Linked DNA regions of Mus musculus: region 2 is linked to region 1. Evidence: chromatin loops called from intact Hi-C (ENCODE). Cell type or tissue: left cerebral cortex. All regions are shown on one strand.

Region 1 (8,000 bases):
TCCCCTGGAAGAGAAGATTGAATAGTTATGGATGGATGGATGGGGGGGGGGGAGGGTAATGTATGGAGAATCATATGGGGAGTGGGAGGAAACACAGGGTAAGAGAGGAAATGGAGGGAGGGATATCTACAACTAAGGGTCATTTGAGTGGTTGTATGGAAACCCACTACAGTAGAAGCTTCCTAAAATATATACATATACAAAGGTGAGCTAGATAAACCACCAAATAACAGGAAACAGATACCCAACTGGACATCTCTCACCATCAAATAAAGGACCAGAAGTGAGCTACACCACAGTTGAGTTGTTGGCAAAGGGGGCCCATGGGAACCATGAAACAATCTAAGCTTTTTTTTTTTAAAGGTTTATTTATTATTATATGTAAGCACACTGTAGCTGTCTTCAGACACACCAGAAGAGCACGTCAGATCTCATTATGGATGGTTGTGAGCCACCATGTGGTTGCTGGGATTTGAACTCAGGACCTTTGGAAGAGCAGTCAGTGCTCTTAACTGCTGAGCCATTTCACCAGCCCCAACCTAAGCTTTTGGTTGATCTCCATAACACTGCAGGTGGCCCAGAACCTGATACCAGAGAGCCCAGGTACCTAGGGGAAAACTGACTACGACTTCTTGGCTGAAGAGACATAGTCACACAGTGACTACTAACAACACTGTGCTATATTCAAAAATGAGTGCCTTGCTCCGCCATCATCACGGAAGCTTCTCCCTGTAGTAAATGAAAACAAACACAGACCCACAGCTAGGCTATGTGCAGAGAGTAAGACCTGGAACACCTCTGAATGAGGTGTCCATCAAAGCCCGCCCTCGGGGCTCAGGGAAGCCCGTGGAAGAGGAGGAAGAAAGATTGTAAGAGCTAGGTGAGATGGGCAACATGAAAGAAAGGAGGCCTTCTAAGCTCAGGAGTGATGCACAGAGGGACTGACAGAGACGGAGGAAGCACAAATCCTGCACAGACAGGTCCAGCCCAACAGGGTCCCAGCCCTGAGAGGGCAAGAGGACCACAAGCTCCCCCTCTAACCCAGAAGCTATCTCCAATTGATAACTACTCACAAATGAAAGATTAGTTCAGTCCAACCAAGTTTCACTGGGAACACAAATCACTACCAAGGTGCCATCATGCCCAGCAGTAGATAATCAACAGGAAGTTAACTCAGAGAACCTTTGGAGGAAGGTTCTCTGTCTCATGGCTTTCCAGTCTTTTTTTTTTTTTTTTTAACTTATGGATCCTTTGTGTATATATTATGGCTTCTGTTTGTTTTTTATGGGATTCCTATGTGTATAAACATTTGTGCTTCTGCATATATGTATTTCTCACGCTTTTTCTTTGGTTCTGTTTCTTCTTTTTGCTCATTTGTTTTGTCCTATTCTAGCTTTTGCTTTATATCATTATCATCATCGTTATTCAGATACCAGCTTGTTTTCTAACAGGAAGCAGAAAGGTTGTAGATTCAGACTGGAGGGAAGGTGAGAAGGATCTTGGACAAGTCAAGGGAAGGGAAAAATGTAATCAGAATGTATTGTATGAAAAGTCTGTTTTCAACAAAGGAAAAACTAAAACGCACGGTCTGATCATTCCAGCACAGCTGTCACCTTCTGGGTCTGGTTTTGATGCTTGCCATGCTCATTCAAACTATGGTTTGCCTTGCTCTGTGCCTTGCAATTTTTTTTATTAAAAGACAGATATAATTTACTGAGTAAAAGGGGAAAATGTTCTACAGTTTTTAATTTTTTATTTTATCTGAGTCTTTAGGTGAGCTTATAAACTTTAGTTATTCTCAGGGGGTTTTTTTTGTTTTTTGTTTTTTGGGTTTTTTTGTTTTGTTTTGTTTTGTTTTTTTTGGTTTTTCCATACAGGGTTTCTCTGTGTAGCCCTGGCTGTCCTGGAACTCACTCTGTAGACCAGGCTGGCCTCGAACTCAGAAATCCACCTGGCTCTGCCTCCTGAGTGCTGGGATTAAAGGCATGCACCACCACGGCCGGCCTCAGGTGTTTTTTTTGGTTGGTTAGTTGGTTGGGTTTTTGTTTTGTTTTGTTTGGTTTGGTTTGGTTTGGTTTGGTTTGGTTTGGTTTGGTTTGGTTTGGTTTTGAATTCTCAGCCCCTTACAAGGAATAGGATTCTAGAACTAGAGAGGACTGAAGATGCCCATCTCCCTTCTCCCTGACTGGATGAGCACAGGGAAAACTCATGCTGAGTTAAGCCCTGGTCAAGTCATTTTTGAGGGCAAGCCTCCTTAAGAACACACATGTTTACATTGATACTACCTCTAGAGCAGTGGTCCCAGCCTCCCTAATGCTACAACCCTTTATACAGCTCCTCATATTGTGGTGACCCCAACCATAATTATCTCATTGCTACTTCATAACTATCATCTGGTTGTTATGAATCGTAATGAAAATATCTCATGTTCAGGATACCTGATACGTGATCCCTATGAAAGGATCATTCGACCCCCAGAAGGGTCATGACCCACACGTGACAAACACTGCTCTAAAGGAAACAGTAGGAAAATTTTTCTCCCTCCTTCCCTGAAAAATCGTGAAAATAAACTTCTCAAAGTATGAGAATACTCCACTCCACATGACTGCATCCTCCGTCGTTTACAAAAGTCAGACTAAACTACAAAGTGCCTACAGCAATAGGTCAATCACTCTTCAGTTTCTGGCCCTAGTACTGCTTCTTGCAATGATGAATTTCTAGTCTGATGGATTGTGATTCTCTGTATTCCTGTTTCTGTTTCGGGGGGCAGCAGCTCTCCCTGCGTGACTTCACTTCTGTAAGAATTATGAATTCCTCAACTTGTTCAACTTCTTACAGGAGTATAACTTATAATATCCACATGTGGTGGTTTGACTGGAAATGGCTTGTATATTTGAATATTTTAATCACCAGACACTGGAATCATTTAAAAGGATTAGGAGGCACGAATACAAGATTAGTTTTAAGTAAGTTGGGTTTTAAGCACTGAGATACCCTAATACACACTGGCTTGGTACTTCAAGCCTGGAGTTTAGGAACACTACCCTGACTGGAGACAGACTATGGTGATCATCCTATTAATTATATACGTTAAAAGCCAGGGTGTGAGTTAGTGTGAAGTGAGAGAAGGGCTTTGAACAGTACCGTGGAGAATGTCAACCCTTAAAGTGTGTAATCAGGAAATGAGCCATGAAAAAGACAAAATGCGGTGTTTTAGTGGGTACATTTCAACACAAGCAGCATTTGGGATTACATCAGCAAATACAGCAGCCTCTGTCTCCACATAGTTGGTCCACTCTTAAAAGGGGCCCACTCTGCTCCCTCGGTTCCCTTCCTGAAAACTTCTCTCCGTGTCCGATGGTCCCTGAAATCCCAGGACCTGGTCGTAACCTGCTGAAATCCGAGGTCGGGCTGTTGCTAGGATGGGCACCTCTCCCTCTAGTGTTCCTTCAAAGCCCTTGAGGGCCGCAGTGTTGACTCGTCCTGGACCCAGACCCGCAAAACAAGGGGCTGCATTAGCTCGCTAGCGCATGCAACCCGCAAATCAGTAGCTCGCTAGCTAGCGCGTGCAAGCCCGGGAAGAGGGGGGCGGGGGGACCGCGGACAGGGACACACGGAAGGCGTGGCTTGTTCTACACGTGCTTTCCCACACGTGTTACCACACGCTATATTTCTCTCACGTCTAACGTACAAAGACTGCACGAAAATTAGACAAGGAAATACCACAGAGATGCTTTGCAGGGGCTCAGTTGAGCCAGCCTGGAATAAAGCGCTTCACGGCCCCAAAACTACTGCCTCCCCAGCAACGGAGCGCAGTAGCCGAAACTCAGGCTCCGAAACGCGGGCCCCGCCCTTCCGGTATTAGGCCCGCCTCCCAGCCGAGTCCCGCCCTACGCACAGCCACCTCCTCCCGCCCTCACGTACGCCCCGCCTACATCGAAGGCCCGCCTCCCGCGCACAGCCCCTCCCCTCACGCACGGTCCAGCCCTCACCCGGGTTCCGCTACACTCGTGAACCTTAGCGCTCGATCCCGAACTAGCGGCCATGGCGAACCAGGTATGGAGGCGCGCGGTGGGCCGGAGCAGAGGAGGGGAACGCCCGGGTGGCCCGCTGCCGCCCGCCGGGGAAGGCGAGCGCAGCCGCAGCGAGGGCATGGAGGCTTTGTTTCGGCGCCGCGCTTGGAGAGCAGCTCTGCTTTCTGCTCTGCTCCGCCGGAGCCCGGTGGGCTGAGGCCCGCGCCCGTCACGCGGGACGGAAGAACTTGCCCGGGTCGCGCCCGGGTTGCAGGATCAGATTTGGAGCGCGGGCCGTGCTCAAAACTCCCAAGCAAAGTTAGGCCCTTCCTTCGACCTTGGCTTTCTACGTGCAGCACGGTGTACCTGTTTTTTTCAAATCACGTTATTTGACTTTCAAGTCCATCTCCAGTAAACCCAGTGAGTGGCTTGCAACCTTTATTCTGTCAACACATTTCATAAGCGTCAAGTGAACTGATCAAAACCCAGCATTTCTCACTAGGTTTGGTTCCGTGGTTAAGAAGGTCTGTACTGAGTGTAATCGCTCTAGTAGCTCATTGCTTTAGATGCGCGATATAAATTTCATATGGAATTGTAAACTTTACAGAGCCACATAAAATTAATTCTAATGGTATGTTTACCCAACCTGATACTCGCAATATTATTTCCACGTTATAAGTATTTTTAAATTGAGATATTCTTCACTCTTCTAAGCTTTCAAATTTTTACATCATACCTGATTTCAGTTCACACTTGTCCTTTATCTATAGTGTTCAATAGCCACCTGTGGCAAATGGCTAATGCATTAGTTAGCACAGTTATAAGAGATGGTTATAGTATTTTTACCCCCATTTGGATATTTCTTAGGATCCTTTCCACTGGGAAGTATTGCACTAAAGTGATGCTATATAAGCCATCCCAAGGAAAAGATAATTAGGTCGCATAATACTAAGCTTGAATACTAACCTTGAATTACTTGCCAAACCTAGTGAAAGACTCTGGGTGGGATTTTGCTTGGCTTGTCCATTGTTGTGCTAGGACTCAAATCCAAGGCCTTGTGCATTCAAGGCACATGCTCTACCATTGAGCTACACCCCAGCTTGGGACATGTATTCCATAGTCTTCTTTCCTTTTCTTTCTTTCCTCCTCTTCTTCTTCCTTTTCCTCCTCCTCCTCCATCTCTTCCCCACCTCCCACCCTCCTTTAAGATGTGTGTGTGTGTGCCTGTGTGTGTGTATATGCATGCAGGAGCCTGTGGAAGCCAGGGGGTGGCACAGATCCTCTGGAACTAGAATTACAGGTAGCTGTGAGAGTGTAGATGCATAGGACTGAACCTGGAGTTTTCTGCAAGAGCAGTAGGTGGGTGCTCTTAACCACTGAGCCATCTCTTCAGCCCTTTGATTTTATATATATGTATACACAATTTAAATATAAATAATATATATGCACATATTTGTTGTCCTGGTTGATGGTGGTTTAGGGTGGAAGGTTTGAGATGGAATCTCTCCATGTAGCCCTGTCGGTCCTGGAACTTGAAGTGTAGATCTAGCTGGCCTCGAGCTCACTGAGAGCCACTTGCCTCTGCCTCTGAGCGCTGGGACTAAAGGTTTGCCTCACTGTATCTGGCCCTTTAATTTTATGTTATTCACTGTGTGATTTATGTGAGACCTAAAAACAATTCTCCATCTCACTTAGAGGTTATAAGCTTTTCTGTGAATATGCTGTTCAATTTAGTTTTATTTATTTAGCTTTGCGTGTGTCTGAGTTTGTAGCGTGTGTGTGTGTGTGTGTGTGTGTGTGTGTGTGTGTGTTTATGTTTATGCGTGTTCACAGGTGGGTATGTCAAGGTCTCAGGCTGACATCAGGTCTTCAATTGCTCCACCATACATTGAATCAGGGTCTTTCACTTGAACCCAGAGCTCTCCAGGCCAGTTACTCGATCCAGCCAGCTTGATCTGCCTCCAGGTGTTATGCTGGGGAGCTGAACTCTGGGCCTCAGGCCTGCACGGGCAGGAGCTGTACGCCCTGGACCCTCTCCACAGCCTGGCACACTAACATGAGCAGCATCATTATCTTGGTTGCCCGTGAAGTAATTACTAATCTAGGAGAATAAACTTTACTTCTTTTCCCCCACCTCAGGTGATCAGGTGTAAGGCTGCAGTCGCCTGGGAGGCGGGAAAGCCTCTCTCCATAGAGGAGATAGAAGTGGCCCCTCCAAAGGCTCATGAAGTTCGGATTAAGGTAATGTCCAGCTAAGGCATTGTGGGAGAAACCCCAAAGGGCGGTGTCAAGGAGAAAGCATTGGAAGTCTTCCTGCCACAGAATCACAGTCCTCCCCACACCTGCCCTTCCTCAAGTTGGCCTCTCCATCTTTTTGTATTTGCTCATGGGCGGGCTAAGAAGCCAAACCTACGGATTAGTGGATTGCCACAATAGAACGGTCATAGTTTGGGTTTAAGGTGGCTTTATGTGACCCTCCCCTTTCCGCTAGTCTCATAACTCACAGAGTGGCGTTGTATTAGAATCAAAGAAAAGACACGGTCTTCAGTTTTGCTTCAGAAAAACTGGAAAGAGGTTCTTGATTGATTAGAGCGGCAAACAGATGAAGTTCTGCTGCCCACAGAGCTTTAAATTGTCCTGCCCGTGATGGACAAGGCCAGGGTTCTGTGGATCCATTTGTCCCCCGCTCCTCACCCTCCACTGTGGCTAAGAATTTATGGAGAGGCAGAAGGCAGCGTTCCGGAGAGACCTGTGCTGCCTTGACGTTTGTAAAACTGTTTTTACCCTCTGCTCTCTGCTTGTTTATGACACAAAGTTAATGCTTTAAAGTTATAACCATTGCGTGTGTTTGTTCCTTAACATTCTGGGACAGTGTTTCCTTGAAGGGCAAGAGTCACGACTCTTACTTCATCAGGACACCAGGCACATTGTGCAGATTAGCCTGTGCCCCAAGGTTTGCATGTATCCAATTGAGAAGCACAAAACCTACTGCTTTTCAAGGTCCTTTTCAGCCAAGATCTAAGAGTCTGAAATGCTATACTTTATGTATTTATGTTCGTGTTCAGAAGACAGTTTGTCGTAGATTACTAAGATGAGTGGTGTGGGCACACCAACAGCTTCATCCCCAGGAAACTGCTGGCTTACAGCAAGAATGGATACACAGAGCAGAAGCAGAAAAGCAGAAATACAAACAAGGTTTTGCCTTTACTTGCTTTTCTCTTTAATGTATAAGTTTAAGTACCTGATTGAGATTATATACCGCATGCATGCAGGAGCCTGCAGAGACCAGAGGACATTGGGGGCCAGAGGAGTTGCAGGGAGTTGTGAGCTGCCTGGTGTGGGTGCTGAGAACCAAAGACTGGGTCATCCACAAGAGCCGTAAGCGCTCTCAATCACTGAGCCAGCTTTCTAGCCCCAAGAACGATTTTTAGAAGCCAGAGAGTGCAGTGAAAGGCTTATCTGAATAGAAATTGTGTAGGTCAGCAAAAGGACTGGGTTCCACCAAAAGCTCTGAATTTTGACAGAGGCCAGCCAGCCAGGCATCTCCAAGAAACAATGTCTGTGTAGGCATCACATTCCCCAACTTAGGAAGCCAGCAGTGAGATGGCCCCAGCTGTTTCAATCCTCTGTAACTGAAGGCACTGTGCTGGGGAAGCCACCGGCTTTACCTGTACTTGTTCTCACACAACAAAAAGGAAAAGATCTGTGCCACACCTCCATGTATATCAATGTGCCGCTCTTCTCAACACTACGGGAAGTCCACCAGGTCTAAAGATGCCGTGGGTTGTAAGCATGCTAGTTTTGGAGAAGTAGATCTGTAAAGGAAACGAGTCTACAGATGTGCAGTGCAGTATGACACAGTGTCCTGTACACGACTTGTACTCTAGCTGCGCGTGCACACTTAGATGCTTCTTCTCTTACCGGCCTGGTAGATCCTTGCCACTGCTGTTTGCCACACCGATGCCTATACCCTGAGCGGAGCTGACC
Region 2 (8,000 bases), 520 kb before region 1:
GTAGTAAAATCTATGCAAACCACTCTTCGTTGTGTGTAGACTTGGAAACAACTTCTATATTTGTGACCTGATTTCTAAAAAGGAGTGCTTTAAGGCTGTAGCTATTCTGCATTGTTAGGCTTGTACCTCTGTGGATTTGTAATCCATTAAAAAGAACATTCTACTTTTTTACCGCCTTTGGTATATTAGCGACTATTTAAATTAATTACCGTGGAAATTAGAACTTACCTGTGCTATACAGATTTTTCTAACGTTTTTTATAATGTATTGAGCACCTGTCTTTTAATTTGTTTTTTTTTTTTTGTTTGTTTGTTTGTTTTTTCTGAGTAGACAATATACTTATAAACTTCAAGGTTGCAGAGCTCCCTGCGCCTGGGCTGCAGTCATGAGCTCCGCTGGGAGAAGCATCTGCTGTCAGAAGTCTTTATGTCCTGGCAACCAGGCACAGATAGGAGTATACTGTGTGCGCGTGACAGGCATCACATATGCGCACACAAAGCTTGCTTACAGTTTATAACATAGTTTGTTGCTTAAGGTACATTTTTCAAAACTGAAGTTTCTTTTTCACTTACTATGACTTTAAGAGGATAGAGAGATGGCTCGGTAGTTACGGGCACTTGCTGCTCTGTGAAAAACACAGATGGGTTCACGTCCTAGCACCCGTGCTGGGTAATCCACAGCCACCTCTGAGTCCAGTTTCCAGGAATTTGATGCTCTCTGCTGGCCTTGGAAGGTACCATCGTGCATGTCCATACACAAATAGGCACACAGATGGGGTTGGTTGGCTTGTTTGTTTTAAATTCATGAGCATATACATATTGGTGGGTAGAGACTTAAGGTGCAAGTGTAAGGACCGGAGTTTGGGTCCTCGGAACTCACATGAAGTCAGTGAGGTGTGGGGACAAGGGAATCCCTGGAAGCTCATGGCCAGCCTGTCGGAGAGACCCGAGGATGTCCTCTTACTTCCACGTGCAAACTGGGTCGTGGTCTCTGTCTCTGTGTGTGTGTCTGTCTGTCTCTCTGCGTCTGTCTCTCTGTGTGTGTCTGTCTGTCTGCATCTGTCTCTCTGTGTGTGTCTGTGTCTCCCTCCCCTCCTCTCTCTCTCACACACACATACACAGATACACATGCTTACACACATACTCTCTTTCACACACACACTTTGAAATCAGATCTGCTCAGTGCCTAAAAAACAGCCCCTCCTTTTCAGTTACTTGATGCCCTAATATTTAGCCAAGCCGCCACTTCCCCAGAGAAGTGTTCTCCCTACAGATCTTCTAATGGCACCTCCCATAGTAGTAATTTTACCTTAGTGTAAGATTATTTGCTTGATAATAACTCAACTACTACTCAACTTCAATTCTAAGATTGTAGAGTCAGTATCACATGATCAGGAAATACTAAGTGCCTTAAAATCTGAAAACCCAGTATCAGAAATCAGAAAGAGTGAGGGAAACAGACAAAGGTTCTTTAGTTTTTACCGTTGTCAGAGCTGAACCCTTTTCTGCTTCTATAAACCATGGAATGATAGAACATAAGCTTTACTCTTCAATAATTAACATACGTGTGGTAAATATCCTCAGCATCTCAGTGGTACACGTTAGGGAATTTCTAGACAAGTTTTTCTCAACACGCCTGGGAACATATTCTAACACACACACACACACACACACACGCATATGTTTTTCAGGAACATGCATGAAACAGTAGGGGACTTTGCTTCTTGGTGGTAGAGCTCTTGCTAGAGTGTGCAGCTCCCTGCGTTCCGTCTGCGGTGCTGGAGGAGGGGAAAAAGAAATGTCTATATGCGTGAGAAGTACCACCATGAGTCTGAGATACATATTTGTAGAAATCAAAGTAACTTTGTAATACTGAACTTTGTTTTCTTGTAGTGTTGAAGGGCTCCATGCAATTGTTGTGTCAGATAGAGACGGGGTGCCGGTTATTAAAGGTAAAGCTAACTGCATGCATATGGCACATTTACTTTTGACAAAAAATGTTTTATATTTAAATAATTAAAAATATAGACAGCTTATTTCAACAAACTAGAAAGACTGTTTTAGTTGTTCGAGGAAGTATATACGTTGTGTGTTGAGGACTTGGTGTAGAGCCTACAGTGAACTGCATGTCATCTGGACCATGTAACATCTAGCATCTGTGTGCATTTACCATAGTCCTGGTTATCCACTGAGGATGCTTATGGCATAATACAAATCATTAAACAAGTCTTTACTGTTGAAAGTGTGAGCAAGGCAGGCAGGCAGCCAACCCCTAAGCCACGGCACTAGCTCACACTGGTGGGTTTTTTGTTTTGTTTTGTTTTTTAAGATTTATTTATTTATATGCATTCATATATGTATTCATATACATATGAATATGAATGCACTGTTGCTGTCTTCCGACACACCAGAAGAGGGCATCCAATCCCATTACAGATGGTTGTGAGCCACCATGTGATTGCTGGGAATTGAACTCAGGACCTCTAGAAGAGCAGTCAGTGCTCTTACCTGCTGAGCCATCTCTCCAGCCCCACTGGTGGGTTTTAATCTTGTGGGGTTTTGCTTCTTTACTAGAAACATATTTTTTAAAACTTTAATGTCATTAGTTTAGTTGATCAGAATCTAAGAAGTTTCTAAAAATACATCTCTGTAAAGTCTTGAGACCTCTATGCATGCATACAATGTGTTTTGATCATATTCGGTTCCACCCCAAATCCACCAAACATGGTTTTGGCAGTCCTCAACTTTCTTTGGTGCACATTTGCTGTAACAGAGGTAGTGTGAGCTCAGCTTGTCTGCTGTTCGTATCTCCTGGCATCATCAAAGTGGACTTTGCTGGTTTCACTTACCAAAGATTAAAGATGAAATAGTGTCTTATGCATTTTATTTACAATTTCTTTTCCATATCAGGTAAATTTAGACATTAGGATTAAAACGTGCTTTGAGGTCACGTGGGTTATTTCTTCCAGTTTATCCATTAGCATGGTCAAGTGCAGAGAGGACACTGCCTGGGCAGAGCTGGGCATTGAGTTGGTGACAAGACATGATAAGAGTCCATTGACTGTGTGCCACCCACCACACAGCCACACCGTGTGGGCAGCTATGGCCAGCCACCTTCCTCTTCTCACCCCTAGAAAGAGGGCTCAGGTGATTCTCCAGCCCTCATGTTCTTTCCCAGAATGTCTGTGAACCACTGAACCTCCATACTTAGCTGATGCAGCTGCTACACTAGTCTAGCCTTAACGAGCGAGAGGAGCGTGAAGCTGGCAGCCAGCCATTGGGCTGTGGGTTTGTATGAGAGCAAAAGGCATTTTCCATCTGATTCTGTCTACACCAGAGCACTGTAGTATAGTACAGTGATGACTATAGTCTGAGATGGCCAGGATATTCATTCTGTTACATGTAAGGCAGCGTGTCGTCCCTGAGGGATTTATAGTCACAGACCTTCCGAGACCCAGCTAGCAGTAGGGTTTTCAACATGGCAAGTGTCCTGTTGTGCCTAGGCTTTTACTGGTTTGTGTTTTTTAAAACTTGCTGTTGAACTCTTCCCTCCATACTCTACATGACGTTTATGTAATCACTGATCGCAGTGGCTAACGACAGTGCCCCAGAGCACGCCCTGAGACCTGGCTTCCTATCCACGTTTGCCCTCGCAACAGACCAAGGCAGCAAACTCGGACTTTCAAAAAACAAAAGCATCATCTGCTACTATAACACCTACCAGGTCTGTATATTCCGTTTACAGCGACTGATGCACTTCTGATTTCACTACCATTTTTACATCTTTTGTATAAATTAGTTTTAGTATAAGTCTAGATTTTAGTGTCAGGGGGATAGAATTTTTAATAGTTAGCTCGAACTAATCTTTATTTTTAAGAAAGGGAATAATTATTATGGAAAAGTACTTAAAACTTTAAAAATAAAGAGCTTGTTATGCTATAAAGTATGTGTTAGATCATTGTTAACTCCAGTAGATGGTGCCGTTAGCTTACATAGCTGCGATTCTTCAACACAATTCCTCTGTTGTGACAGGTTAAAAAACAAACAAACAAAAAGCTTACCTTGAAAGTTGAATGATGAGCTGTTTGAATTTGTAGACTTGCAACATTACTACTTCTTTCCTTTTAGGTGGTTCAGTTCAATCGTTTGCCTCTGGTGGTGAGTTTCATAGCCAGCAGCAGTGCCAACACAGGTATGTTAGCAGGGCCACAGATGCCGCCTGGAATTCTTTATAGCGTTCTGCAGCGTGAGAGATTAGGACGGACAGAGCCTCAGCCCCATCTCTGTTTTCTCTTGAATTCTATTCCCAGTTCACATGCCTGCCTCCCTCCCCGGCCTCGTCCACCTCGACGGTGGCTTCCAGATGCTCTTGAGATGAGGCAAGACATTGGGGTTTGCGTAGAAACGTCAGCTCAGTGTTGCATTGCGTGTGCTGTTTGTGACTCCCATTGTAACAGCCTATGAAAAAAGGAAGGGCTACAGGACATAAACTGAACAGAATACATACAGGGCGCTGTATAAGTGTCATAATTCTCTACACCAACCAATTAAATTACAACGCTGAGACAAGTTGAATGTCATTGACAATTTAGAGATAATTTCATAGTTTCTTTTCTGTCGCTGTGGCGAACTACTCTGGCAAAAGCCACATGAGGAGAAAGGGTTCATTTCAGCCCAGAGTTCATATGAAAAATCTTCTAACATTCTAATTTTTTAACTCTTTTTTAGGACTAATTGTCAGCCTAGAAAAGGAGCTAGCTCCGTTATTTGAAGAACTGATAAAAGTTGTGGAAGTGTCTTAATCCAGCAGTGGTTCTGATGCACACCTGGGCCTCACTGCAGCAACCCTGGACCAGGCCAGCAACCTTCCGACCACAATAGTACTTGTAGCTATGTATTCAGAAGGCCGCTTTTCCACATTACACTAAAGAAGAGCCTATTGCTATAATTTATAGACAGATCAATTGTTATATTTATGTGTATAAAATCTTTTCTTACTTAGTGAGGTCTGAGAACACCACAGAAATGGTCATTCGATTGCAGCTCCCATGGAGTTAGTGCAGGCACCTGAAAGTGAGTGGTATCTGTCCAGAGCAGAGGGTCAGACCGGGACCGTGAGGCCCTTGAGCCAGCAGGCACACCTGCTGAACTCTGCTCCACTCCATAAGCCGCAGACCCTTTTACTGAGAATAATAATGAGGTCATATTTTTCTTCAGATTATATTTTATTTCTTTGCATTGTGAGGAAGATGAAATGGCTTAGTAAAAATAATTAAGTACAATCACTAACGCCCCTCTCTCTGTGTTCTCGGTGAGGATGAGTTACTAATGGATTTGATTCTTCAGGGTGCTGCTGTTCACTGAGAGCACAATCACTGCTTATGATGTCTCTCCGCTTTGCTGTAACCGTGCTTCCACCATTGTGTTCTTTGTACAATTGAAATGCATGTTACTGAGTTCTGTTTCCTTATCAGGATGTATATAAAATGACAGGATGGCCATTTTTTATACATGTGTATAAATAAAATAGTATTTTTAAAGGTACCGAATGAGCTCTGTATAGGCCTCTTTTTTGGACTTTGAAAAGTTTAATGGGCATAATTCTAACCTTCAGTCACATGAATAAGCCATGAATAGTTCATATAGGGATTGTATTGGAGACTGTGCCTAGTATAAACTGTCAAAAAGGAAGAAAAAAAAGAAAAGAAACCCTCCCTTGTGAGCCTGGCTGAATCTCCAGGAAAGAAGCGATCTCTGCTTATATGACTGAGAGGCTCAGGAGTAGATCAGCCATTCAAGCCCTGGCTGTCCCGGCACTTTGTCTCTGGAATGGTTCAGTCCCCATCCCTCCTGATGCATAGCTGTAGACACCATTGCCTGGGAATGTCTGCTCCGGACAGAGTGCTGGTGCTGTCCTTAGGTTCCGCACGAGCTGGTTGCCCGAGCACCCGCTGCTTTTCCTTCCCCTCATTTTCCAGTACAATCTGGGATGAGTGGTGAGTAGAGAAAGTGAGTGTGTGGTGCCCTGAGTTAGACACAGAAGGCCTCGGAGCCACAAACTGGGGCCACCTAAAGCAGGAGAAATCAAGCCGAGAGAATGTGTTATTGTCTTTAGGGAGCTATAAACTGTTAATGAACGATGAGATGCACCCACTAAGATAACAGAATTCTCATTGTCTGAGTTACCACATAACAATGTCTAGGAAATTGTTACTAGTGATGTGGCACATGAGACAGGAAGGTGACTCTACGTAACATAAAGCTAGAAAACTTAAGATTACACCTACTTAGTGTTGTGTGCGCATACACACGTGTACACATGTTGGGGTCAAAGGACAACTCAGGAGTCAGTTCTCTCCTGCGAAGTAGGTCTGGGGATTGGCCACACACACACAATAACAGTAAGTACAAATTTTAAAATACTTTAACAAACGGAATGAGATTCTTGAGGAGAAAGCTGTATGAGTTCTCGAGCAGATCAGCAGGGGTTATAAGTATGTGCCAAGGGACCAGCCTCGGCTTGGAGAAGGGGTCTGAGTTAAGGGGTGTCCGGGAGCAACGAAAACAACACTAAGTCAAATCGAGGGTCTGAGCTTTCCAGCTTTTTCCTCTCCTCTACATCTTCCTCTCTGATCTGCTTTCCTTGGAGATCTGCAGTTCTGCTTGAGAAAGTTCTCCAAGCAGTTCACTCTTGCTATTCTAAATTCCCTGGACAGCTCTTCTCCTGCAGATCATAAGCCCAGTCTTTTATTTTACATATTAATCCGGTCATTTACATCAGGTTTTCCTTTTGATTATCCTATGAGTCAGCATCCTGTGACCAGAGCCCCTTAGTTCTTAAAAAAACAGCAAGCACACATTTTCTAAAATTTTAACATTGCAACAGAATTTAGAGATATGCCTGCGTCTGTTAAGTAGACACTAAGCTAGCTGGGTGAGACCCTGTCCTGAAATTACCATTTCTAGCACACCTGGGCTTGGACTTGCTGCGTCCTAGGCTGACCTTGAACTCAGGAATCTGCCTGCCTTTGTATCTGACAAGCTGGCTCATAGTGTAGCTAGCTACCTCTGTTCCTTGAGATTTGTGAAGCCTCTCATATAATTCATATTGCATCCCTATTTTTTGCATCGTTGAGAAATTATATATTTTCAATCTCATGTTTTTAGAGTCCTTTTCCACAGCATTAAAGGCTGTCCTGAAGGTCCCAGCATTTAGTTTTGCTGAGACATTAGCCACAACTTCGTCTCCTGGACTCATACTGTCTCTGATTATCATGGGGTCGTTAACGTTAATAGGAAGGACATTGCTTAAAGGAGGAATGTAAAAAATGTACATTATTATACAAACAAGCCTTATGCCTATGGCAGCCATCCGAACTCTTGGAGCCTTTGTGCTGGCCCTGTCCCAGGGGCAGGAACCGAGTCATTCTGTCCCCATCAAGGTCTCGTCAGATGGCATGTATGCGTATTCGATATAGGGGAATGGTGTGAGATATTGGCACATGCAACTGTGGAGTAGCCCAGAGACAGAGACCATCTCCACTCAGTGCATTTTCCCTTGCGCCAAAGACCTTTTGGCTGATGGGTGAGTCCTGCCCATACTCGATTAACTAGACATTTCAGCTTGTTCTCCAGTTTCTTCCGTTCAGGTAGCGAAGTGAAGTCAAGCCTAGCAGTACAAGCAAGGTTTTGAGTAAATCACTAATATATCAATATCTAGTAACCAACCAGTCTTTTTAACCTTATTCTACTTCAAAAGCAATAAAAATGTTATAAAAGTTGGACATGTACCACAAAAACATGCACTTTTCATTTAATGAACAGAACTAAAGGATACAAATAAACTCCTTTTACAGAAGGTAAGTAGACTGTTTAGTAGGAGAGAAAGATTATTGTTTCTAAGAACATAAAAGCCATACATTTTAGGAGGAGCCACGTGTTACTCCTTATTTTGCAAACTTGACACAATGCATTTTATCAGGACGTTGCTTTATTCCATAA

What was found. Hi-C counts contacts between places; a loop is a spot of excess contacts. Peaks named below come from ENCODE experiments on the same cell type or tissue, not always from the same donor. Only the 100,000 strongest peaks of a DNase experiment are listed, where the experiment ranks them.
Region 2: it touches region 1 in a loop (2.2-fold over the local background); 2 of 42 quality-filtered maps call a loop at or near these places.

Annotation. Positions count from the first base shown.
Region 1 is chr3:138,439,138-138,447,137 of GRCm38, forward strand. It overlaps Adh5 (alcohol dehydrogenase 5 (class III), chi polypeptide), which reads left to right and starts at 3,956. Exons shown (of 9, transcript NM_007410.3): 1 at 3,956-4,056; 2 at 6,153-6,254; 3 at 7,946-8,000. The coding sequence starts at 4,045. In left cerebral cortex, a CTCF peak has its summit at 4,038; DNase peaks (open chromatin) are centred at 3,638 and 3,927; H3K4me3 peaks cover 1,975 bases; H3K27ac peaks cover 828 bases.
Region 2 is chr3:137,923,220-137,931,219 of GRCm38, forward strand. Lamtor3 (late endosomal/lysosomal adaptor, MAPK and MTOR activator 3) reads left to right here. Exons shown (of 7, transcript NM_019920.2): 4 at 1,893-1,951; 5 at 3,590-3,723; 6 at 4,128-4,191; 7 at 4,728-5,543. The coding sequence ends at 4,801. Dapp1 (dual adaptor for phosphotyrosine and 3-phosphoinositides 1) reads right to left here. Exons shown (of 9, transcript NM_011932.3): 9 at 7,788-8,000. Among named protein-coding and RNA genes, the nearest start is that of Lamtor3, 8.7 kb to the left of the region's middle. In left cerebral cortex, a CTCF peak has its summit at 4,037; no DNase peak of the experiment used is centred here.